Regions from separate parts of the Homo sapiens genome. Here region 1 is linked to region 2. The links are chromatin loops, found by intact Hi-C in ENCODE. Cell type or tissue: endothelial cell of umbilical vein. All regions are shown on one strand. Each heading gives the region's core, and the rest is flanking DNA. Links, peaks and the distances in the headings are about the cores only. Region 1 overlaps CDH13 (cadherin 13). Region 2 overlaps CDH13 (cadherin 13).

Region 1 (12,369 bases), core at 2,861-10,860, 52 kb before region 2:
GCTAGCTAAATTGGAGGGGTGAGTGTGGAGGGAATGAGATTCAAGAAGTATTAATGTCATGGCTCCTATCCCAAAATTGCTCACAAACTCCCCTCTGTCCACTGTAGGTGCTTACACTCCCAAGGTCACAAGTCCACTTGATGTCCTGTGACCCTCTCTGATATTCATTGTCTTGCTCTCGGGCCATTTTACTTTAACTCTGTGGCTTTAATAACTCCTCTATGGAGGAGGAGCACGCCCACTCAGCATCCCATGATACCTAGCAGCTCAGGATCTGAGAGCTGCCGTTCCAAAGGATCTGCCACCTCCCATGTGCCAGGCTGACGGAACATCCTGCTCATAACAGATTCTCTGGTGTGACATCATCTTGGAAACTGACATGCCTATTCACATCTTGAAGTCTCTCAAAATTCTGCCAGTAAAGAAGCCAGTTTCACTTTGATTCCTTCTCTTATTTAACCAATTGACCATTTCAGTGATGCCTCTCACCACCAACTAATTCTCAAATTCATAATAAAAGCTTGGGAAATGCTGGTTTCTTCTTCATTTAGTGGTCTCTTAACTTTTGGGTACAGTGTGAGGACCACTCACAGGCTAACCCCAAATCCATTCCAAATTCCTTCCTCCCTAGCCCACAATGCATGTATACACACATACTTGCACACATGCATACTCACATATGTGCTTACACATATTTAAATACTGCTTTATATGTTTTCTTTTTCTTGGAGCCACAAAGGAAAGTCCAAAGACTCACAGAGATGCCAACTATCAAGTCAATGAAGCACAAGAAGCAGCCACCCATCTCCCAGCTTCTAGAAATACGAGGAAAATCAACCTGTGATGTTTAAGCTGTGCTGATTGCTATTTTGTTGCCTGAAACAGAATGCATCTCTGATTGATACTTTAAAAGATAAATGTCATCTCTAGATTCCTGGTTACAGTTTTTCTAACTCTAGAAAATTTCCTCCTGGTGATGTTTGCCCTTTTTAAAATGTAGTTTGACCTTATCCTTTGAGTTGCAATTAGGACAAGGCATAGCCGGACTGTCTCATGCTGTAAGGAAAAACCCCATGGACAGGGATGACTTAGAGCAGCTTCTTAACGTGCACACTTCCAGCTGAAACCCCACCACAGTTTTTGATGCTTGCCTGTTGCATCTCCCATAAGCAATAAAATCAACATTTCCTATTTATATGCACAGCCTTGGCTGGGGAGCAGGACTGAATGCTTATGTTAGAGACCGCCGAATAAGTATAAAAGTGCCTTATCATAGAGGAAAAGCAGGCATACTAAGAAGTAATTAACCCACAATGAGACAGAGGAAATGCAGTATCCTTGAAGGAAGATGGTATTTGAGGTCAGGCAAAGGCAGACTTACATGGTTCCCCCTCTGATTATGGGTGTTGACCTTTCTGAGCTTCTGTGTCCTCACATGAAACATGGAGACAGTAATACCCAATCTCACTGGGGGGATGGAATGGGATAAAGAATTTGAAAGTGTTCATCCTGGTGTCTCCCACCTATGAGGTGAGCCATGATGGCTTGCTGAAGGAGCAAAAATGTCATTTGTTGTGGCACCTAATTGCCTAGGGCAAAAAGAGATAAAGACAAAAGGTGTCTAAATGTCTTTCACTTACACATTTTGCTGAAATAGGTCAGGAAAGACCTTAGAATAGGAGTTTTCAAAAGCTGTCTTTCATTACAGCTCATACACGCGGCTGTGACATTGCCATAATAGAAATGTACTCAGGCTGACAAAGGTAAAGGTCTCAGATTGCCTCATGAATATGTGGATGTGCGTGGAAATTTATGAAGGGGTATGTAACTTGAATCACTGGTGGGCTCCTGAAAGCCTGACACTTTGGAAGAAACCAGATTTTTTTAAACAGCATCTTGGAGACACTTGATGAGCAGGTCTGTTAGAGGGGACTTATGACTAATTTTTTATTTAATCAGTTGGAATTTTCATAGATGGAGATTCCTTAAAGTGAGATAAACACAAAAACAGATGAGATACTGCCCAAAGCTCCCTATGAATTCAATGCAATTCCTATCAAACTACCAAGATCATTTTTGATAGAATTAGAAAAACTATTAAAATTCATATACAACCAAAAAATACCCCAAATAGCCAAAGCAATCCTAAGCAAAATGAACAAAGCCAGAGGCATCACATTACCTGACTTTAAACTCTACTGTAAGCATACGGTAACTAAAACAGCATGGTACGGTACATAAATAGACACATAGACTAATGAGACAGAATAAAGAACTGAGAAGTAAAGCTGCACACCTATAGGCATCTGCTCTTCCACAAAGCCGATACAAATAAGCAATGGGAAAAGGACTCTCTGTTCAATAAATGGTTCTGGATACCTGGATAGCCATATTCAGAAGAATGAAATGACCCATACATTTCATCATATACAAAAATTAACTCAAGATGCATTAAATATTCAAATTTAAAACCTCAAACTGTAAGAATCCTGGAAGAAAACCTAGGAAACGCCATTCTGGACATTGGCCTTGGGAAATAATTTATGGCTAAGTTCTCAAAAGCAATCACAAGGAAAACAAAAATTGACAAGTGGGATTTAATTAAACTAAAGATCTGCACAGCAAAGGAAACTATCAACAGAGTAAATGGACAACAAACCGAATGGGAGAAAATATTCACAAATTATGCATCTGATGGAAGTCCAGCATCTGGAATCTATAAGGAACTTAAATAATTCAACAAGCGAAAAACAAATAACCCTATTAAAATGTGGGCAAAGGCATGAACAGACACTTCTCAGAAGAAGACAAACAAGTATCCAAAAAACATATGAAAAATTGTGATCACTAATCATCAGGGAAACGCAAACTGAAACCACAATGAGACACCATGTCACACCAGTTGGAATGGCTATTTTAAAAAGTCAAAAAGCAACAGATGCTGATGAGGCTGTGGAGAAAAGGGAAAGCTTATATACTGTTCGTGGGAATGTAAATTACTTCAGGCACTGTGGAAAGCAGTTTGGCAATTTCTCAAAGCACTTAAAACAAGCAATCTCATTCCTGGGTATATATCCAAAATAAAATAAATTGTTCTACCAAAAAGACACATGCACTCATATGTTTGTTGCAGCACTATTCAAATAGCAAAGACATGGAATCAACCTAGGTACTCATGAATGGTGAACTGGATAAAGAAAATGTACACATACACCACAGAATACTATGCAGCCATAGAAAAGAATGAACTCATATCCTTTGTAGCAACATGGATACAGCTGGAAGCCTTTATCCTATTGAATTAATGCAGGAACAGAAGACCAAAAACAGCACATTCTCACTTATAAGTGGGAGCTAAACATAAGGAACTCTTAGACATAAAAATGGCAATAACAGACGCTGGGGACTAGCGGAGGGTGCTGGTGAGAAAGGGTTGAAAAATTAACTGTTAGGTACTATGGTGCTACCTGGGTGACAGATTCAATCATACTCAAAGCGTCAGCATCACACAATATATCCATACAATAAGCCTGCATGTGTATGCCCAAATCCAAAAAAAAAAAGGTTGAGATTATAGAAAAAGCAGATAAAAAATAGATCTACCATGAAACAATCAAACCAACTAAAATTGTAGAAGGCTCTATTTCTTGAGGAACCCCCTCCCATATATTGAGCCCTGCTGCTACGTGTATTATCTCATTTAATTCTCATAACAAAACTGCAAGGTACACAGAACACAGATGTATTTTCCGTACGTGGTACATTGTCGAATATCTCAGATAATTCAGAATTTGCATAACTCAAGACTAATCTTGACGAAGAATGGTGCATATTCATCTGCACAAGCTAAAGCGATATTTCCTATGGCGAGAGCAAATTTATTTTAAAAGGAAGCCCTATCTTTGGCAATAGAACTGAAGGAGGTACTGTTACCTGCTACACAGAACATGGATGAAACCTGAACAACACGCTAAGTAAAATAAACCAGGCAGAAAGGATCACGTACTATGTACTCTCTCTCTATGAAATGCCCAGCAAGGCAAATTTATAGAAACACAAAGTATATGTGTGGTGTCCTAAGACTATAAGGAACGACGTCTAATGGCTACAGGGTTCCATTCTGGGATAATAGAAATGTTCAAAACTGACTGTGGCAATGATCGCACAATTCTGTGAATATATTAAAAACCACCGAATGACAAATTTTGTATGGATGAATTGGTAAATTGTATGGTATATGAATGATATCTCATTAAAACTGAGAAAGAGTGAGAGAGAGAATCCTGACAACCACTCTGAAATTGCAAATTTGTGACAAATATTTAAAATTTGGAGAGCACACTGTTTCTAATTCTGTGCACAAATAAAATTTTATTTATATTTCTATAATGAATCATTTCGAATGTGCCCAATTCAAACTCGTACAAAGTGCTGCCACAGAAGATTATCACCAATTCAGTAGAGGAAATAGAGGCTCAAATTAACACAGCTGATAAGAGAAGGAGCCAGGACTAGAATTCAGCTCCATGGGTCTCTAGAGTCTTTCCAACTCCTGCAAGCTGCTGGGTGACGACACTAAGACCCTCCTGAACTAGCACCACTGAAAAGAAGCCATTGCTGGCTGCCAGTATTTGTGACCCACGTGGCATTTTGTTGGTCATGGTGCTCAAAGCCTGATATCTACTTGCTCACAGAACCTTCACAGCCATCCTTTTGGGGCATTGTTATTAGCCTCATGATCAAAAGAGTTACTCAAAGCCCAGAGAGGTAAGATAACATGTTTAAGGTCTCATAATCACAGTGGAAACATAGCTGAAAACCAGATCTTTTGGAGATGGGAATCAGCCATCTCAACCCTTGTGCTGTACCCTTGTCAGAATACATTGATCTCCCTGATGAACTCACAGGTACTTTCTCATGATGCACTTCAACTTGATTCACTGGCAAGAAAAAAATTAATATTCTCTGAAAACCTTCTAGAGCCCTTTAAAGTTTTCCTCTCTGGCCCCTGGAATGTGGACACGAAGCCAGCACACTGACATAAATGGCAGCCCCATCATGGTGTGCATTATTGGAATCTCTTCAGATTATTAGTACTAGACTGTGATCTGAAATTACAGTAATACTAGGAAATCAAAATAACTACACTAAGAAAGTTCCCATCATAAGGCAGTGGGGTTTTTTTTAACCTAATAAAAATGTCTAATGTCAAAGAGGCCTTAGAATGCTTTCTGGAAGGAACTCTAAGATAACAGAGGAGACAAAGACCATTTTTGTTCCAATAAAGACTCAATTTTCTGATTACCATAGGAAAACTGGTGCATGAAAGGCATACAGAGGTGTAAGTGGGCTTATGTCTCAAGCAGCAAAGCACAGTGGTTAAAAAGCGTGGCTTGACTCAACGTCATATAGTCTGGGCTCTAATTTTTACTGGTTGAGTGATGCTGCATATTTCAGCTGTTATTAGATTTGGCTACAAATACAGGGAATTCAACATAACACTGAGTTACATAAGACAGAAGTTCATAATTCTCTTATGTAAAATAATTCTGGAGAGAAGCAATCCAGGGCTGCCATGGCATTCCGCAGGCAACAGAATCAGGTCTTATTCTGTGTTTTGTCCTGCCTTCCTAGCACATATTTTCTACCCTTGAGGCCGTGTCACAGAGCAAGGTGGCTGCTTGAGTTCTAGCCATCATATCGCTACTCCAGACAGCAAAAGAAATAGGTGGTAGGAGGAGAATACAGGGTACTCTTCCTAGGTGAGGTGGCTCCTTTCAGAATCCATCCTAGAAGTCTAACATAGACCCCTGCTTCTAGCTTGTTGGTCAGTACTTCCTCACATCACCACATTTAGCTGCCAGGGAGGCTGAGCAATACAGTCTTCATACGGACACCTGCTGCTAAGGTATACTGAGGTCTGTTACTAAAGGACAGCAGAATGGATTTTGAGGAAAATGCTTCTGCTCTGCTGGACAGTTTGTTTTCTAGCTTCTTGAAGTTTCAGTTTCCTCACTGGGACATAGAGATGATCATAGCATCCGCCTCTAGCCTGCTGTGGCAAGTCAATGAGATAACACACAGGAAGCCCTCAGCAGAGGGCCTGGCAACATCTCCCACTCGCAAAATGCTCACTGTTAAAACGAGCTCCATGTCCATTGATCCTGCTTAGAGGAATGGGTTCCTGTGGCTCACTATAAAAAGGTACCAACCAATGCCTACAATTTGTAGCATCTCTCCTGCCAACTTTACATTTGGGCTTTATAACTAAAACTCCACATTTTCTCCATTTAGGGAGAAACATTGGCACTACTGACATTTTGAGGCAAATGATTCTTTGCTGTGGAGGCCGTTCTATGCATTGACGTATGTTTACCAGTCCTTGACCTTGGCCCGCTCGATGCCAGTTGTACCCTCTTCTTCCCCAGTGTGGAACCCAAAGTGTCTCCTGGGAACAAAATCATTCAAACTTGGACCACTGCTCCATGGTGTCTGAAATCAGCAAACACGACTCTGCCAGCAGTAGTAGTCTCTTGGGTTACCTGAGTTTTAGTTGCGTGGGTCAATATTTCCAGTTAAACCACATCAAACGTGGTTTCCAAAGCTAGTGAAAATCTACGCAGACATTTTTGAATGGTGCATCACAGACCGAAGCTGATTTCATGTGTGTGTATGTGAATGTACAGACACATACACACGTATATGTACACACATGTTACTATTCAAGTCATCCCCTCTAGCCCTGGCTTATGACTTTAGTGTGAGCCAACAAGCATAGAACCTCTTCAGCTAGATAGAGGGTAAAATTGCAGAAATGAGAAGGAAGGAGAGGAACAGATGGCAAAGCAGCTCTGGAGTCTGGATGTGATGGGCCAGGGAAACAGGCCAGCGAGGTCCTCCATCATTCTGAAAAGCAGGCCTTTTTTTAAGGATACAGAGCTTGACTATAGAAACACGAACCCCAACCCACTTCCAAGAGGAAGGCATCCATGTTAGAAGCCTTTTATAAACTAGTATCATAGGAGATAAAGATGGTGACACACTAAAGAAAAGTGGAAAACTGGAGCAAGAAAGAAAACACAAGAATTCCCCAAACCAAACTTTTGACACTTCTTTGAAAAGAGCCAGTCTTCTGAATAATAAAATAGCTTGGGTACTATACTTGGTTTTTAAAAAATGCACCCATAATTAAAGCAAGAAAGCTGTAAGTCTATTAAACTTTTTTTCTTTGATACTGAAAAACTCAATTCATGACCTATATTTTATAAGACATATACTTGAAAGGGATTTTATATACCCTCTTCCCATTGAACTTAGCATACTGAATCTCTTCCATTTGGTTAAGAAGGGAGGTGATTCTATACATAAATTATTCAGGGCTTTAAAAAAATCTTACTGTATATATATATTAAGGTGAAGTGATTCAAAGGTATTTGTATAGATAAATGGAAGCAGCAGCTCTAGACTGCGTTCTCAGAAGGGATGGGAGTCTTAGAGCAAGGGTGCTGCAGTAAAAGCTGCTTTATCAAGCTCCCTGCTGATTATCAATCTTTTCTGACATTTGTGGCCTGTCTTGACTGATGGATGGCTCAGCATGCTTTATGAATCTTCGAGTTGTTGAGCATCTCTCAAACTACCGCTAGGGGGAGAATCTGGCTTTATTTGAGGTTACCACCAGTAAGGATGGGCTGCGTGGAGTTACCTGGCAAGCTGGGCTACTATAAAATGACTAAGGAAGGTTGGTGGTTTTCTCTTTCTCTTTCTCATCTACACACACACACACACACACACACACACACACACACACACACACACACACACATGAAAATAAATAAACTCACTCATCTGTGTAAGAAAATGCTCTCTTACATTTAAGGTAGCAACTTTGGAATTACTTGCAACATCATCACGGGTGAAATAGTTAAAGGACAGTGGGTGTTGTGGATGGGGATGAAATGAAAAAGCACAAGAATTAGAGTCATACAGGTCTGAGTTTCGATCTGAGCTTCATCACCCACCAGCTGTGTGACCACGGCGGAGTCACCTAACCTCCCTGAGTGTCTGTTTCCTCAATTGTCAAACGTTTGTAAGGACTGCTTTAAAAGGTAGGTGTGGAACCTGGACCAGTATCCAGTACATAATAGTGCTAGAAAAATATACAGCTGATTACCACTGCTGTGTTACCCTGGGACAGGCATCATCTCCCTCCCTTAATCCTAGAGAGATGCTCCCCTGTGTAGCAGTTGAAAACTGACGTTCCCCTGTGTAACAGTGATGCTTTATTTACTGACTTCCTCTTTCGTCTGCAAGCTCTACAGAGTCAGCATCCATTCTGTTTCATGCATTCACCCCCTCCAACCCCATCCTCATTAAACAGCATACCTGGTATACGGCAGGTACTCTAAAGGTATTTGTTGAAAGAATGAATACATTTTCAATAAATACAACCATTTATTTAAAAATTGAATTAAAAAACAGTTTATCGGGATTCAGGCTTTCTGGCCTTTGGAGCCATTTGTTCATCCAGTGGAATTTATTGGGTGGATAATTTGTGCCTGGGACTCTGCTAAATGTTGGAAGTTGAAGGATGAAGAGAAAACCATTCAGTTCTCCTGGTCTTAACTGTGTTGCTGAGAAAGAGAACTGAAGGTAGATTCTGGTTTATACTTGCAGAAAATTTATAAACCTATTAAGGCTTACAGTATTATTGTAATTCCACATAGATGGCATCAGTTATAATAAGCTGGCATCATAAAATGACTCAATATTTAGAATTTTCCGATTTGTCACACACTTGCTGTAAAAATTTTATGTGATCTCTTCTCTCCATCTCCGTAGCTGCCATGGTTTTCTCATGCCTAGAACATTGAAATGCCTTGTTTCCCTATTTCTCTCTCCACAGAATAGCACAAGTCATTTTTCAGCAGTAAAATCATATCTATTTCCTCGCTTAAAACCACCCAAGGGCTTCCTACTAAGTTTAAAATGTAATCAAAATGTATGGAGTTCTAAGCCAGGGGTCTGCAAACTTTTTATTTGCAGAGGATCAGGTATTACATACTTTTGCCTCTGTGGAATATACAGTCTGTGTCCCCGCTACCCAATTCTACCAATATGGTGCGAAAGCAGCCATAGTCAATACATGAATGAAGGGGCACATGTGTATTCTAATAAAACTTTATTTAAAAAACAACAGGCAGAGAGACACATTTGGCCCATGGCCCATAGTTTGTTGACTCATGCTCAGAACGATCTTGCCCTTGCCCTTGCCCATCTCCCTGTCTCACCTGGTACTACCGTCCCTCAGGTCATTCCTGCCTCAGGTCTCTGCACTTCCTGGCCCCTGCGTCTGGAACATCCTTTCTCCATGCCTTTACTTGGTAGGCTCCTTTATTTCACTGGGCTCAGCTTCAACATCACCTCTTTAGAGAGGACTTTTCTTGACCTTATGTCAATAAAACAATGTACCTTGTTTTATTTTATCCGAAACTTAAATTATCTGGCTTATCCATTTCTGTTGGCACCTTTCTCCTCCCAGGAAGGTGGCAATGTCTTAAGAATAGAGTTCTAAATGGTCTTGGTCACTGCTATATCCCCAGCCCCTATAATATTATCTGACTCATAGAAACTGCCCGATAAATACTTGTTGAATGAATTTACTGAGGAAATGGTTATGAAGAATTGATTTGAAATAAGGGTTTCCCCGAAATTATAAATGTTTAATGACATTTGGATCTGCCACTCTGTTTTACTCAGCTGCAGTGCTAAAAATTGCTGGGCTATTCACAGTGGATCCTTTGGTATCAGGGATAGGATCCAACGGCGCTGGTGAGCACGTTCTGTGCTAGGACAACTCAAGGACTTTTTCACTTTTGCTTTGCAGCTGCTCAACCGTCACCAATTTTCATTTTCGCTAGAAATTCCTGTCAGGTTTATCTTTTCAAAAGACTGTAGAATGATCACTACATTTCTGAAGCTACAAATGCTCCTTTGCCCTGCTGCCACTTTAAACTATTATTTTAATTAAGTTACTCAATTAATTTTAATATTTTTACTTTTATTTTTAAATATTTGATGCCACAAATCCTTCCCTCTTCCAAATATAGAGTGATGGAAGGATGACTCCCGGCTTGGGCCTAAAATATCATATCCAAAAAATTAGTGGGCAGGGCTATTAAGCGTTTATTTTTACAAGGAAGTAATCAAAGTGAACCCAAGGGCCACATCTCCCCAGTTCACCCAGAATACAAAGGTCTAATGTGAATGATATGAGCATGGGTGATGGGCAGAGGAGAGGCAGATACATAGGCTAGTCCAGGAATAAGACTTCATGGTTAGAGAGGAGAGTGTTTCAGGAAACAATGGGGTGTCCATCTCTTGAGCTGATCTCCAGCCCCAGAGATGCATGTGTGAATTTAGGGGGAGAGAGAGCTATAAATAAAAATGAAAAGAGTTGTTTTCACAGTTATTCACATTAAAGAAGAAACATACAGTTCTGTTGGTTGGTTAGATACTCTTCTACCAGAATAAAGGGGTTCAGGCATTCTCTCCTGTCCCAGCAGATGCTTTGGTATCCAGCTCCCATGAGCCAGCAGCCAAGGGTCCTAACATGTGCAATGGTGCCCATCAGGGCGGGCCTGACATGTGCAATGGTGCCCATCAGGGTGGGGGCCTGGGATATGGAGGAGGGAAATCCCAATGGCTATGACAAGGGAGCCGACTGTCTTGGTTCTGAGCCGGTGTGAGATATCACCAGAGGACCTTCAGACATAGTTAGGAGCAACTTGGCAAAGATTCAGTTTCTTTTTTATTTGTATAGATTTAACAGTACAAGTGCAGTTTCGTTACACGGACATGTGGCAGAGTGCTGACGTCTTGGCTTTTAGTGTAACTATCACCTGAGTAACATATATTGTACTCATTAAGCAATTTCTCACACGTTACACCCTTGCCACGCTTCCACCCTTCTGAGTCTCCAAAGTCTATTATTCCACACTCTATGTCCATGTGTACACATGATTTAGCTCTGACTTATAAGTGAGAGCATGCAGTATTTGACTTTCTGAGTTATTTCACCAAAGATAATGGCATCCACATTGTTGCCAAAGCCATGATTTTATACTTTATTTATTTATTTATTTTTTTGAGACGGAGTCTCGCTCTATCGCCCAGGCTGGAGTGCAGTGTCACGATCTCGGTTCACTGTACACTCCGCCTCCCGGGTTCATGCCATTCTCCCACCTCAGCATCTTGAGTAGCTGGGACTACAGGTGCCTGCCACAGCACCTGGCTAATTTTTTGTATTTTTAGTAGAGACGGGGTTTCACCGTGTTAGCCAGGATGGTCTCGATCTCCTGACCTCGTGATCCACCTGCCTCACCCTCCCTAAGTGCTGGGATTATAGGCGTGAGCCACCGCACCCGGCTGATTTTATACTTTTATATGGCTGAATAGTATTCCATTGTGTGTGTGTATGTATGTATGGTGTGGTGATGAATATACGTAGTGATAACCATGAGTGCAGGTGTTTTTTTGATACAGTGGCTTCTTTTCCTTTGTGTAGACGCCCAGTAGTAGCAGGATTGCTGGATTAAATGGTAGTTCTATTCTAAGTTTTTTGAGAACTATCCATCCTCCTTTCCATACAGTTGTATTTGTTTACATTTCCACTAACAATGTATAAGCATTCGCTTTCCTCTTGAACGACTAGGTGGAGTCAATAGCTAGTGAAGTTCAGATAATACTTTTCATTCCATTTAGCTGTGAATTTTCCTTTTGGGAAATGGTCTCTGATTGGATTATGCAACTCTTTCATAAAACGTGTTTTATGGTCACCTAAACACATTTTAGGCGACCATAAAACACATTTACAGTGAATTGTACCATAACTCAAGTGCTGTCTCCTCCAAGCTCAAGGGCTCTGCAGCATGTTAATGATGCCATCCCTGGGCAGCACTTCTTCACTAAAATTCCAGTGATGACCTAAGGAAAGGGGCCAGTCTCAACCACTGCATTCCTCTGCCTCCACCACAATATCCAGCAAGGATTCCATAGCAAGGCCATCCACTATCTACAAAACAGCTAGTGAAATGACCACAAAAACTTGTAGATACTGAGTGTCATCTGGAGAAACAAACAAAAATATCCATCAGTATGTTTGTGTGTGAAAAGAAAGACTATTGTATCCTGCTGCATGAACAAGCTTAGCCAAGATACAGACTAAAATCCTCTGATTAGAAGCATCACCTGAATAGGGATCAAAACATAACAGGGCATATCCGCCATCCCATTAATCCAGCTCATGTAAATATATCCTATAGAAATTGTCACAAACATGGGAAGAGATGAGCTCTCTTCTGCAGAATTGAT
Region 2 (12,369 bases), core at 3,017-11,016:
GCACATGAATTGAAGGTGGTTGGAGAGGACTTATTCCATTGGTTCTGCCTAAGAGACAGTATGCTCGCTGGGATCCCCAGAACTGAACTTGCTCCTGTCCTTTCTGAGACCCAGCTGTCAGCTTTTAGATTTGCAAAATATGGCCAGTGTCCATCCAATGATTCTATTGCTTTAGTTGGCAGTTTTTCCCTGTCCTTCAATCACAGAACTCTGAGCAGCTCACATAAGAGCAGTACTGTGAGCTGGTCCGCATCTGTATGGACACAGACTGAGCCGGCTCATCTGTATCTGTCTGCACTGGGCAGACCAGGGAGAGAAGGAGATTGTGCAATCAAGGGCAGAAAATGAAAAAGAACTTGTAATACAACCAATAGACAAAAAAGTGGAGGCACACTGTCTCCCAAGATTCTTTTTTTTTTTTTTTTTTTTGAGATGGAGTTTTATTGCCCAGGCTGGAGTGCAATGCACAATCTCAGCTCACTGCAACTTCCGCCTCCCGGGTTCAAGTGATTCTCCTGCCGCAGCCTCCCGAGAGCTGGGATTACAGGCATGCACCACCACGCCTGGCTAATTTTGTATTTTCAGTAGAGACGGGGTTTCTCCATTTTGGTCAGGTTGGTCTCGAAATCCTAACCTCAGGTGATCCACCCGCCTTGGCCTCCCAAAGTGCTGGGATTACAGGCGTGAGCCACTGCACCTGGCAAGGTTCTTCTTTTATTAGGAAGATGCGTAGAATTTGTCCAAGCTGGAATAAAATTGGCTTTGAAGAAAAGAGCGTTCTGGATATCATAGAGAGTACAAGCCTTGAGTCAGACTAATTGGGTTCAACCTCCTATGCTATGTACAGAACAACAAGGCACGTTGTTAGTAACTGCATGAACTGCATGCAGTTTACTTCCCCTCACTGAGACTCAGTTTTAAACTCTGTAAAATGGGAATCACAAATCATAGCATATGCATTTGTGAATATATATGTATATACAAAATCCACATGCAGATTCAGTACATATGCCTTTGGGAATTCGCTGACAATTAAAAGGTATAAGGAGAAAACTCAGAGGAAGAAAAAGGATTGGAGAGAAAGTATTTTCTCTACATTACATATGTGTAGCTGGGCTCTGGTATACACAAAAATATAACGACTTTTACTTTTTAATTTTTTTTTTTTAACAATCTCCTTGCTGCAAAGCAGCCTCCTTTCACACACCGGGACACACATCCTGATAAGAAGTTGACTTGCTCCAAGCCCCAAAGGAGGTCATGGAGGAATGGGGACAGACAACCAAGACTTCAGATGAATTTTAAGCTCTACTGATTCATATGACAAGTAGGAACTTGAGACCCAGTCAGGGATTTAATTTCATCACAGACATGGCAGAGTTTTGAAGAACAGAACCGAGACGTCAGAGGAGCAGGAGAGCAGTAAAACTCCATATGGAACTTTTACATCAGGAAGGAAGTGGGGAGGCTCCCACCACATCTGTCCTGGAAGAGGATAACCTTTATGTGGGAGTACTTTGTGTGTGTTGTGTGGTCTTTCTGGAACTTCCTGTCAGGTGGATTGGGTGAAAACAGCCATGTGATCTGACTGCTACATTAATTCCTTCAGCCTCCAAACTGGCTCAGTTGGGTTTGTTAGGAGGGTTCCTTTCTCTAGTCCTTTTGCAGGCAGAAGCAAGTCACCTGCAAGAATCTCAGCTTCAGGGTCCTAGGTTATTGTTCTCTCCTGGAGGGAATTTTAGCTCTAGGGCAGCAGACACTATTGTGCTGGTCCATGCATGGCCCAAACACTGTCCAACCCATTGTACAAGCACCAGGGTTCATTTTGATGGAATGAAGTAGAGGCAGACATAACTAAAAAGGAAGCCAAGTGAGCAAAGGCAGAAAGGTGGGAGCTGGCCAGGTACGTGTGAAGGACCTAAAAGGCAATAGCCTTGGTGGAAGAGGAGGTGATGGTTTAGCTAAGGAGTGTGGACCTGTCTTACTTCCAATTTGAATCTTCAGTGTTCTCCTCTCTGCCTCTCTGTACGTATGTGTGTACATCCACACAAATATGCATCTGTTACATATATTTGTATGTATGTGCACACATGTACCCACACACAGAATTTTCAGATCTTTACTATTTCCACTACTCATTTTCTGTTCTCAAGCAACAATCACAGAAACTAATTTACCTTATCAAAAATGCAATTACTCCGTATCTTAGACTGCTATTTATTTGACAGGCATCTAATTTTCCCACTTTTACCTAATTTGACAGGGAATATTACAGACATAACTAGTCTTTCAAAATGACTTTCACAAGGTTAGTTCACTTGTTAATTGACCCTCTGTGATGGCAATTTATGAAGCATATTAATTTCATCTGTCACTTCCAATGCACAGTAAATGTGGAAAATAGTCTATCTTTCATAAGGGACCTTATAAAAGAAGTATGTCGGAATTATTAATTAATATATGCATATTCTTTCAACCATTGATATTGTGCGGAACTTTTGTACCCACTCATCTGAAGCTCTGTCTCCCTTTCATAAATGTTTTGCTATTCCTTTATGCTGAGGGAGAGCCACTTTCACCCAGGATTATTCTGCCAGGGATATAAATCACTACCTCACAAATAAAGCAGCCATTTGTCTGGAAGGACTTCTGAAGTCCACAAAGACAAAGTTAAAAAAAAAAAAAATCCCATGGGAGTTATAGCAAGCGAAAAGTCCTCTTTTCCAGAAGGCTGAGGCTCATGTCCTCATGAGTGCTTCCATACCCTGAGTACAGGTGCTCTAAGGATTGCAACAGGACATTCCAAGTTTCAGAAGGAGGGGGCTGGGCGTGGCGGCTCACGCCTGTAATCCCAGCACTTGGGGAGGCCAAGGTGGGTGGATCACGAGGTCAGGAGTTCGAGATCAGCCTGACCAACATGGTGAAACCCCATCTTCACTAAAAATACAAAAATGAGCTGGGCGTGGCGGCACTCGCCTGTAATCCCACCTCCTCAGGAGGCTGAGGCAGGAGAATTGCTGGAAGCTGGGAGGCAGAAGGTTGCAGTGAGCCGAGATCATGCCACTGCACTCCAGCCTGGGTGACAGAGTAAGATTCTGTCTCAAAAAAAAAAGAAGGGAGAGAGGGGAGTGCCTCCAGAGACTGACCTGGACCCTCAAAGGACATCTGCTGAAGACAGTGCTCTCACCATATAAATCTGACTTCGATATAGATCTTTTCCCAAAGATCCCAGTACTCCCAAATTCAATTTCCACCTTAGTCATTGCAAAAATCCCTTTGGAGCCCACTGGTAGGCAAGCACTCGGTATAACGCTGCAAACAAAACAGACACAAGCTCAATGCTAATGAGGCTCATGTACATGCAGAAGAAACAGGAAAGTCAAAAGAATATAAAACAGAGTTACGATATGGAGGGACAAGCACCAAGCCACAGTAAGGAGTGGTTCTGAGGACTGAGGCATAACAAGGTGACAAGGGAATGATTTAGGACACAAGGGGAGGGATTTCCCTCGGCAACCAACCCAGTGTGACCTGGTGCCCTCTTTCCCTTCATCTGAATGTTCTTGTGAATTCTTTGGAGGCTTCCCGAATCCCCTACTCTCTTCTAGTTGATGGTTTTCATTCTTTAAGTTTCAGCATCTTAGTAAACTTCTGTTTCAACTTCAACTTCTGCAAAGATTCTCAGGCTCCCTCTTGGGCATATGTTTCCAGGGTCTTGATTCTCCTTCCTCATTTTACCTCAGCTCTGAACTTCCCACATATGGAGACGGCGGTGAGGGGAGCCTTCCAGAAGCAAGGGCTTCCTTTTTTCTCCCAGGCAAAGCCCTAGCTGAAATGTGGGCTTAGGAAAGGTTCTTTCCATGGATCTGTGCCATAAATCACCCAGGCTCAGCACTAATGTTTTCATAAAGCCTTTTAAAAATAATAGTGACGTTGGCTTTGTAATCTCTAGTGTGTTTTTGTTGCCATTTGCCTTATACTGAAAAATTCCTACTCCCTTTGTGTGGAGAGTAAATGTAATTCTCAAGTTTGAAGGAATTCATGTAGGAGATCTTCTGAGAATATTAGAATCCTGTGTTGGACCTTGAAATCTCACCAGGAAAATCTAGAACATCTCAAATATGAGTTTAGCCTCATCATTTATATTTTCTCGATCAACTAGCAAATTTTTCCTTTCCTTCAAGCATCTTGCTAATGAACCCCTTCATGAGCCAGGTCATTCCTGGCTTTGAGCAAAGCACAAAATATATGTTTGGAAAGATGAAGGCTAGTCTTTAATTTGACGGTAATGGTATTATAAAAGCTGGAGGTTTTCTTTGTTAGAACAACAAAAAAAATATATTGAATAGTAATGAAATATAAAAATGTGTTAAGGTATATTTATCTCTGATTCCCGCACAACATATTTAAGAAAAGCATATTTTAGAGCTTTTACAATTAGTTATTTGGCTTCTGATTGAGGTAATACACGCCAATGATTTACACACAGAACCATTTAAAAATGCAAATTATGAAGGTGGCATGCTGCAATGTCCTCATCAATCATAAAAAATACATATTTTGAATGAGCATGGAAATGTATAATCTATACTTCATAGATCTCAGCATGGAAGTGCTGCCATATTCAGCTAACGGCAGCACGCATATTACCGGCAAATAATTACTCCCCCGCTCTGATGTTATCATGGGATAATAGTGCTAAAATGCTGTTCAGAGCAGTAACATTTCCGGGGAAAAAATTTCTTCTTCATTTAGTCTCACAATCAAAAGAAGGCACAGGTGGTGTGTTATCTTTTAAAATACTTTTCAATTTCTATTATTAACATAGCTAAATCATGCCCCTGTGCCTCTCCAGACTCTGAAGCAGTGTGGGTTTATTTTACTTTGTAACCAAACATAACGAAACCCCAAGGGAGGAAATTCATGGTTAAATAGAGCTTTCCTGGCCCTGAAGGATTTGGTGCTCCTATTAGTAAAATTGCCTTAAAATGTGAGGTGAGAGCTACTTCAGAACTGCCCACACAACTACAGACAAGTGCAATTCACTTAGAGGAATTCTGGAACATTCCTGTTGCTTTAAGATTTGATCAGTGAAGAGGAAGTGAGGTAGCACTGCCTGGAGCTCAGGTTTAAGTTGACCTTTATCTTCCCAGGAGAAGGGCTTAAGAAAAAATGAGGGGGAAAATAATCGTGCTGGGGATAAGATACATCATGCTGAATCTCAGATGTGTGCTTTCCAGGGAACTAGAATTATCGCCACAATCACCCACAGAGGAATAGGGCAGGGCTGGTGTTCCTCAGCCACGGGGGTAGGGAACAGGCGTTACCACTTACATTCCCAGGACACCATGGCTTATAGCAGAAGTGACTGCAAACCCTGTGTTGTTACCACAAGTTTTTCCTGAAAATTGACAGCCCCACCCAACTGTAGCTTATATGTGGAGCTGAACTTTGAAGAGCTTATTCATGCCGAAAGAGGTTTAATTTGTTCCACTATTCTCATGTATGCATTACTATCTAGAGGCTCAGGAAACAAACATGATTTTCTTTTTCCTGTCTGCATTTCTTTCCACAACTTTACGGATAGGTCTGATTGTCTTAGCCCATTTCGTGTTGCTATAAGTATACCTGAGACTGGGTAATTTCCAAAGAAGAGTCTAATTTCCAATTTCATGTGCTTCCCAGCTTCAAATATTTTGGTGGGTTCCCAGTTTCTGTGGGATACAACCCACATTTCTTATCATGGCTTGCAAGAGTCCTCATAATCCAGCCCTCACCTACCCCTCCAGCCTAATCTCCTATCACTAGTTTGGACTCTGTGCTACCCCTATAGTCTAGTCAAATAAAAGTACTTGGAATTCCATGAATAATTACAGAATTATTATAATTTAGCTCAGGTTTGCAGGCTGAGAAGTTCAAGGATTCGGCGCTGACTTCTAGGGAGGACTTTTGAGCTGTCACAACAAGGTAGAGAAAGTCAAAGGGGAAGTGGGCACATGCCAAGGGAATGAAACCCAAGGGGCATCCTGCTTTATAACAGCCTCCTTTCAGGGGAGTTAATCCATCCCCACAAGAATGAATCTGGGCTCTCAAAAGCAAGAACTCACTCAAACTCCAGAACAGCATTTGTGAGACATCTGCCCCTATAAGCCAAACACCTCCTGCTAGCCTCCCCGCTCCCGACACCCCCACACTGGGGATCCAATTTCTACATAAGCCTTGGTGGGAACCAGAACAAACCACCTCCAAACCATAGCACAGATACGGTACCTACCCTTGTTTATAGAATACTTTCTTCTATATGTTGGAACAGTAGTTCTCAACCAGTGACAACGTTAGCTCCCCACCTTCCCCAGCCAGGGAATATTTGGCAATGTCGGGAGACATTTTTGGTTATTACAACCTGGGCTGCAGAATGCTACAGGTATCTACACCCATCTAGGGGGTGCAGTAAAGGGATGCTGCTGAATATTCTGTAGTGCACAGGGCAGCCTCAAATGAAAATAGTGCCAAGAATGAGATTGAGAAACCCTGTTCTAGATTAGAATGATCACTGTATTGTTCACACCAAACCTGCAAGTTAGGCACTGTCATTATTCCTATGTTGTAGATTAGGACACAGAGTCCAGGAGGTCAATAATTGCGACAGCTACAATTTATTGAGTATCTATTATGCGTTTGGCCTCCTACTAGGTAGCTTTACAGTATAATATCTGTTCACCAACATCCTAAGGTAAGTAGTATTAATCCCATTGTACAGATGAAAGAAAATGGAACATCATTTGCCCCCGGGATCACATGGCTATTAATTGGCAGCACTAAGATACAAACTCCCATCTGGCTCCAAGTCACATGCCATGTCGCCTGTATTCCACTGCATCAAGGTTATAGCTGCTACGTGGAAGAACTGGGATGCCAACTTGGAAGATATAATTGCAACTTCTAGACTTTTCTTATGATAATACCGCAACGCTGTACAAAGAAAGACAAAACCCTCCAAAAGTGCCATGACATATACATATTTTGGGATTAGAATGGAAACCTCAGGACATACTGGCTACACGGGTAGATTAAAAATGGTCCTTCCAGCAAAGAGACATTGCACAGAAATGCCCAAGCAGGATGCTTTCTGTGGTCAACAGTTCCTTCCTGTACATAGCTGGATGCCTAGAAACAGATGTTGATAAATATGTTAAGGAATTTCCTCACTCCCCTGCTTCTGATTGAACCATGCTTAAGTAAAGTGAAGTCATCAACAGCAGGACAGTCCTTCTGACACTGAAATGAGGATGCCTACAAATGAGTCAGCTCTCAGACAAGGAGAGCCCCACCAACTCCCAAACCAGGACAGCTCCCCTAGACCAGGATGGCCCCCTTCAGAGCAGGAGAGTCCCCCCAGGACAGCCCCTTAGAACTCTCACCTGGGCTTACATTGAGAGCATTCTGTTTTAGGTGGCAAAGCTTCCCGGTCTGTGGGGAATGCGTATATGGCTCATTGCAATTACACATACTTGGAGCTTAAATAAAATGCTCCTTTGTAAAATATGAAAAGTGGGAAAGTTCTGCTATGAATAAAATACTTAAAGACTTAATAAACTACACACTACACACACACATACGGGAGAGAGACAGAGAGAGGAAAGGTGGGGGAGAGAGGGAGAGAGTTTGCTACTGAAGCCTAATTCACTCTTACTAGCAGCTTCACCAAGGTTATTACATGACATGAACATGAATTTACTCCCAGACTATTAACCCACAGGACACCTGCTGAATGCCTTGCTTATAAATATCTCATCCACACTCTCTCGTACAACACAATATTATCATTATTCCTCCTTTCAGTAAAGAACCTGTTCCAATGGGCATTTATTAAAACAATACTCATTTATTTATCCAGCTGGCCAAGATCCCATATGTATCGAGGACAAATATCTATTATTTGATAGTCATTCTGTATTAACTACATCAAATCTGAGTAGCCAGCTCTTAGATTCTGATTTTCCCATATCTATTTTTATGTAGACTTCTAGGGAAGCTTGAAAATCCCAGAAAAAAAAACAGAATAATCACCTTGAGCTCCTTCTCATTCCCCAACCCACCCACTTAACCAGCTATATGGTCCCATTCAGACTCCTTCTAAAATTACCAACACAGTCTTTTTTCCCAAGATTCCAATCTTGCCTCACTCCCCTTTCCATTTAGTGGATGGTTCAAGATGGAACTGACACATCCAATTTCATGTACTTCTCAGCTTCAAATATTTCAGCGTGTTCCCAGTTTCTGTGGGATAAAACCCACATTTCTTATGGCTGGTAAGAGTCTTCATAATCCAGCCCTCACCTACCTCTCCAGCCTTATCTCCTATTACTAGTTTGGACTCTGCGCTACCCCCATAGTCTAGTCAAATAAAAGTACTTGGAATTCCATGAATAATTAAAATATTTTATGCTCAATACCATTGCACACCCTGGGATGTTTCTCTGTCTACCTCTAACACATAGAGACTAGAAAAAGCCCAATTCATCCTATCAGATAGGCAAAGTCTGAGATCCCCTGGGAAAACCTTCCCTGGTCATTGTGGAGGTCAACCCCTCAATGCACCTGTCACCCAAGATGCCCCACTAAGCCTGTCATGAGAATCCTGTGCCCTTGCCAAGGTGTAGTTTAAGGGTGGGTAGATGATTTAATTCTGGTATTGGGGATCAGAACACAACACTCCAAAATATGGCTCTTTGAGATATGCTAAACTGAAGCAGTAGCCTCAAGGTTTCTCTGACCTTCCCCCTATTCCTTCATCTTTCAATCACCTTTCACTCCCAAAGCACAGGATAAGGCTGTTCGTTGAAGTTTCCTTATCTACCTACAAACCATACCCAGCAAAAGGAACAAATGGCCTTCAACCCCCTCCCTGTAACTTCATTAACCAGAAGATTAAAACTCCTATTATGACAAAGAGCCTGGAAATTAAACATCACACCTACAGCCCAGACAAACTTTGTCTCCAATCCTGTTCAATTCCCAAAGAGAACATTATTTACTAACCATTGTCTCAGCACTGGGCTTATTCATTCCCCCTAAAAGTTATTTACTCCCCTTCAAATTGACAGACACATTGACTCAATCTCTCATTCCCCAATGAAGAAAGTTGTATAAGCATCTGGACCTACTGGGTTATTGCGTGATCATCCTCCTTTGATTTTCTAGGCTAATACACATTAAATAAATTTGTGTGCCTTTTCTCCTATTCATCTTCCTAACATTAGTTCTTTTTCAGAGGGCAGAAGGTGAACCTTCGGAAGGTGAAGGGGAAGCTTTCCCTTGGCCCCAACACTGGCCCATGCTGAAAAGAACATAGGAAATTCTCTTTTCCTTCCTTCTCCTCCCAAAGATGACAGATAAAAGAGATGCCCCTTGTCTCTCTGATGCCATCATGTGGGCAATTGCTGGAGCCATCATGATACTGAAACAGAGCTACTGTTGGACTGGAAATGACAGCAGCCATGATAGATCAGAGACATGAAAAGAACCGAATACCTTGATGAGATTTTTGAGCAACTGTAGTGACTGCACCTGGAAGTCTGCCCTTCCTCTGACCTCCCAGTTTGATGAAATTTATTTTCTCACTGAAGTTTAGATCAGTCTGAGTTAGAGATATCTGTCACATGAAGCTAAAGCAACCTCACTGTGTCACCTGCTCTGACATTCCCACTCTTATTGTGGCTGGGCTTGGTGTCCCTCCTTGCCTCCTTGGCGTCTCCCACTTTTTCCTCTTCTGGCATTTATTTTGTAATCTTGTTGACTTATCTGACTCCACTCTTAGACTATGAGCTCCTTAAAAGCAGGAACCATGGTAGTATCCACTGTTTCTCCCCTAATTCCTGGTAAATATCAGATGTTTGCAACATTTTCCCAAAATTGACTTTGTTGAATAGCTCTGAATTAAGGGATAAGAAGTGAGAGGACATTTATGTTGTGACTTTCATGATATTTATTTTCTAGAATATAAGGAGCCCCATTTGTGCAGTGTGAAAAATGCCTTCTTGACATAAATGTTGGGTCCTGGTAATGTTACAAGTCAGATTCGACTAATATTTACAGAGCTGCTATTCTGTGCCAAGAACTTCTACATATTTTCCATGATTTGATTGCCATGGAATTATCTATAATGTCAGTATTACATTCCCTTTTACAGATTTAGAAAACTGAAGCAACAGGAGGTTAAAAGTAACCAATAAAGGATGAATATCCGGGAAGTAAAAGCGGGGCTTAAAATTAGGGATTCTGACTTTAGGTTAGGCACATTTTCTATGATGTCATGAGGCCAACAGCTGTCAACTTTGTTAGCTTACTCTACACTGAGAACTCTGTTAAGCATTCTCTGTGTGTTACATCACGTAGTACTCACAACAACATGAGGTAAGGACGATCCCCACTTTCATTTTTCAGGTAAGAAAGGTAAGGAATGGACTAGCTGGGATTTTAACCCTAGCAAGTTTTACTTCATTCCTTAACTCTTTTTTTTTTTTCTTAAATTTACTTTATTGAAGTCTCATTGATCTTTCAAAGTGATTTCTTCCAATTTTCTTAAGTATCTGCCAGAAAACAAGAACCAGAGCACCCCTCTCCCTGCCTATTTCTTTAAATTAAGCATAAATGTATTTTTGTAAAATGAATAGTGGTGACTCTGTGTCTGCCAAAACTTTACAGAAAAAAAAATTACAGGAAATGATGTAAATTTTTGAACATCAAAGAAGGAAAAAATAAGAGGGCAGAAGGCATCCTGAGACCAAGTATAGCCATAATAAGGTACACTAACGTTCAAGCTGGAGATTTCAAAAACTCTTCGTAAAGCCTCCCAGCGCCAGGAACACGGCTTCCCTAGAACAACCTCTCTTACATCCGAGAAGATAGTCTGTCGGTCCGACCTTGCTTGCTCCACCAGTTTCACTGCTCCCTCCCCACGAGACCCTTCCTCTGTAACAGCCACACAGCCCTGACACATGTGGCAGCATCACGGAGAGAAAAACTCCGAAATGATGAGCTCCATCATTAAACAAGGTACTGGGTAAAACCAGCACGGCACAGCCTGAAAATGGAAAATCACAGAGAGGGAGGTAGAGTGGATAAATGTACTGGGGAAATAAACGGTTCTGAAATAAAACCCTGACCAGGTGCGGTGGCTCACGCCTGTAATCCCTGCACTTTGGGAGGCTGAGGCGGGCGGATCATGAGGTCAGGAGATCGAGACCATCTTGGCTAACACAGTGAAACCCCATCTCTACTAAAAATACAAAAAATTAGCCGGGCGTGGTGGTGGGCGCCTGTAGTCCCAGCTACTTGGGAGGCTGAGGCAGGAGAATGGCTCGAACCCCGGAGGCAGAGGTTGCAGTGAGCTGAGATCGTGCCACTGCACTCCAGTCTGGACCACAGAGTGAGGCTCTGTCTCAAAAAAAAAAAAAAAAAAAAAAAACCCCAGAAAGTTATATGTATCAGTTCAACATGTGCAATATTAAAAATGCCCACAGTTTAACATTTTCAGGACACATGTGCCACTTGGTGAAGAGGAAATCTAAATCCCTGTTTCCTGGCTCTCAGCCACGTCTTCTTTAACGAACTACCTTAGCGCTATGTAGCTTTCCTTCCCAGGATGTTCTAAAAACATCACATACACAGTAAAATGTACAAATCTTAAGAATGCAGCTGGATAATTTTAAAATATGTAAACCTGCATATATAAACTGCATAAATCATGATCTATAACCTTTTCAACCATTAGAAAATATTAAAGTTTGCAGTCTTATTTTATGTAAGATTTAATTGGATTAACGTCTCATCTTGACAAGATACTAGGTTCTGGGAGGGCAGAACTACATTCATGTTGTCCAACACTGCGTCCCCAGACCCTGCCTGGCATGGTGCCAAGCACATAAGATTTGTTTGTATACGTTTGTTGAACCAACACATGAACTGGCAGAAAGATGTAACCTACTCAGCTGGTAACTTGTCAGGTCTCAGTTCATTTGTCTTTAAATTTGAGATAACATCTTCCATTCCTCCCTTCCAGGTTTGAGAAAATCAAATGAAAATATTGACACAGAACTGTATGTTGTAAGCTGCAAAGCTCTATATAAAGAACAGTAAGTACACATTTAGCAAATGTAAATATTTTGACCTATCTCTTCATGTCACTCAACTTAAAAGTAAGTTGAAATGTTATGATCTATGAATTTCCAGGAGTTTAAACTACAAAATCTCATTTTCTAAGTTGACCTTTTCTGGTCAGTTGCTGAGGTTTTATCACTGTCTATCAGCTCTATGAGCATATCCTTGACTTCAAAGATGGTCTTTAATGATCCCAGCTTCCTGGTA

The links. A loop is a pair of places that touch in the nucleus more often than their neighbours do. Peaks named below come from ENCODE experiments on the same cell type or tissue, not always from the same donor. Only the 100,000 strongest peaks of a DNase experiment are listed, where the experiment ranks them.
Region 1: it touches region 2 in a loop (2.4-fold over the local background); 5 of 110 quality-filtered maps call a loop at or near these places.

Annotation. Positions count from the first base shown.
Region 1 is chr16:83,351,666-83,364,034 of GRCh38, reverse strand. All of the region lies in intron 6 of CDH13 (cadherin 13), which reads right to left. Among named protein-coding and RNA genes, the nearest start is that of CDH13-AS1, 42 kb to the left of the region's middle. In endothelial cell of umbilical vein, for the core only: a CTCF peak has its summit at 7,618; a DNase peak (open chromatin) is centred at 7,654.
Region 2 is chr16:83,300,127-83,312,495 of GRCh38, reverse strand. All of the region lies in intron 5 of CDH13 (cadherin 13), which reads right to left. Among named protein-coding and RNA genes, the nearest start is that of CDH13-AS1, 93 kb to the left of the region's middle. In endothelial cell of umbilical vein, for the core only: no CTCF peak of the experiment used is centred there; DNase peaks (open chromatin) are centred at 3,885 and 7,195; H3K27ac peaks cover 1,629 bases.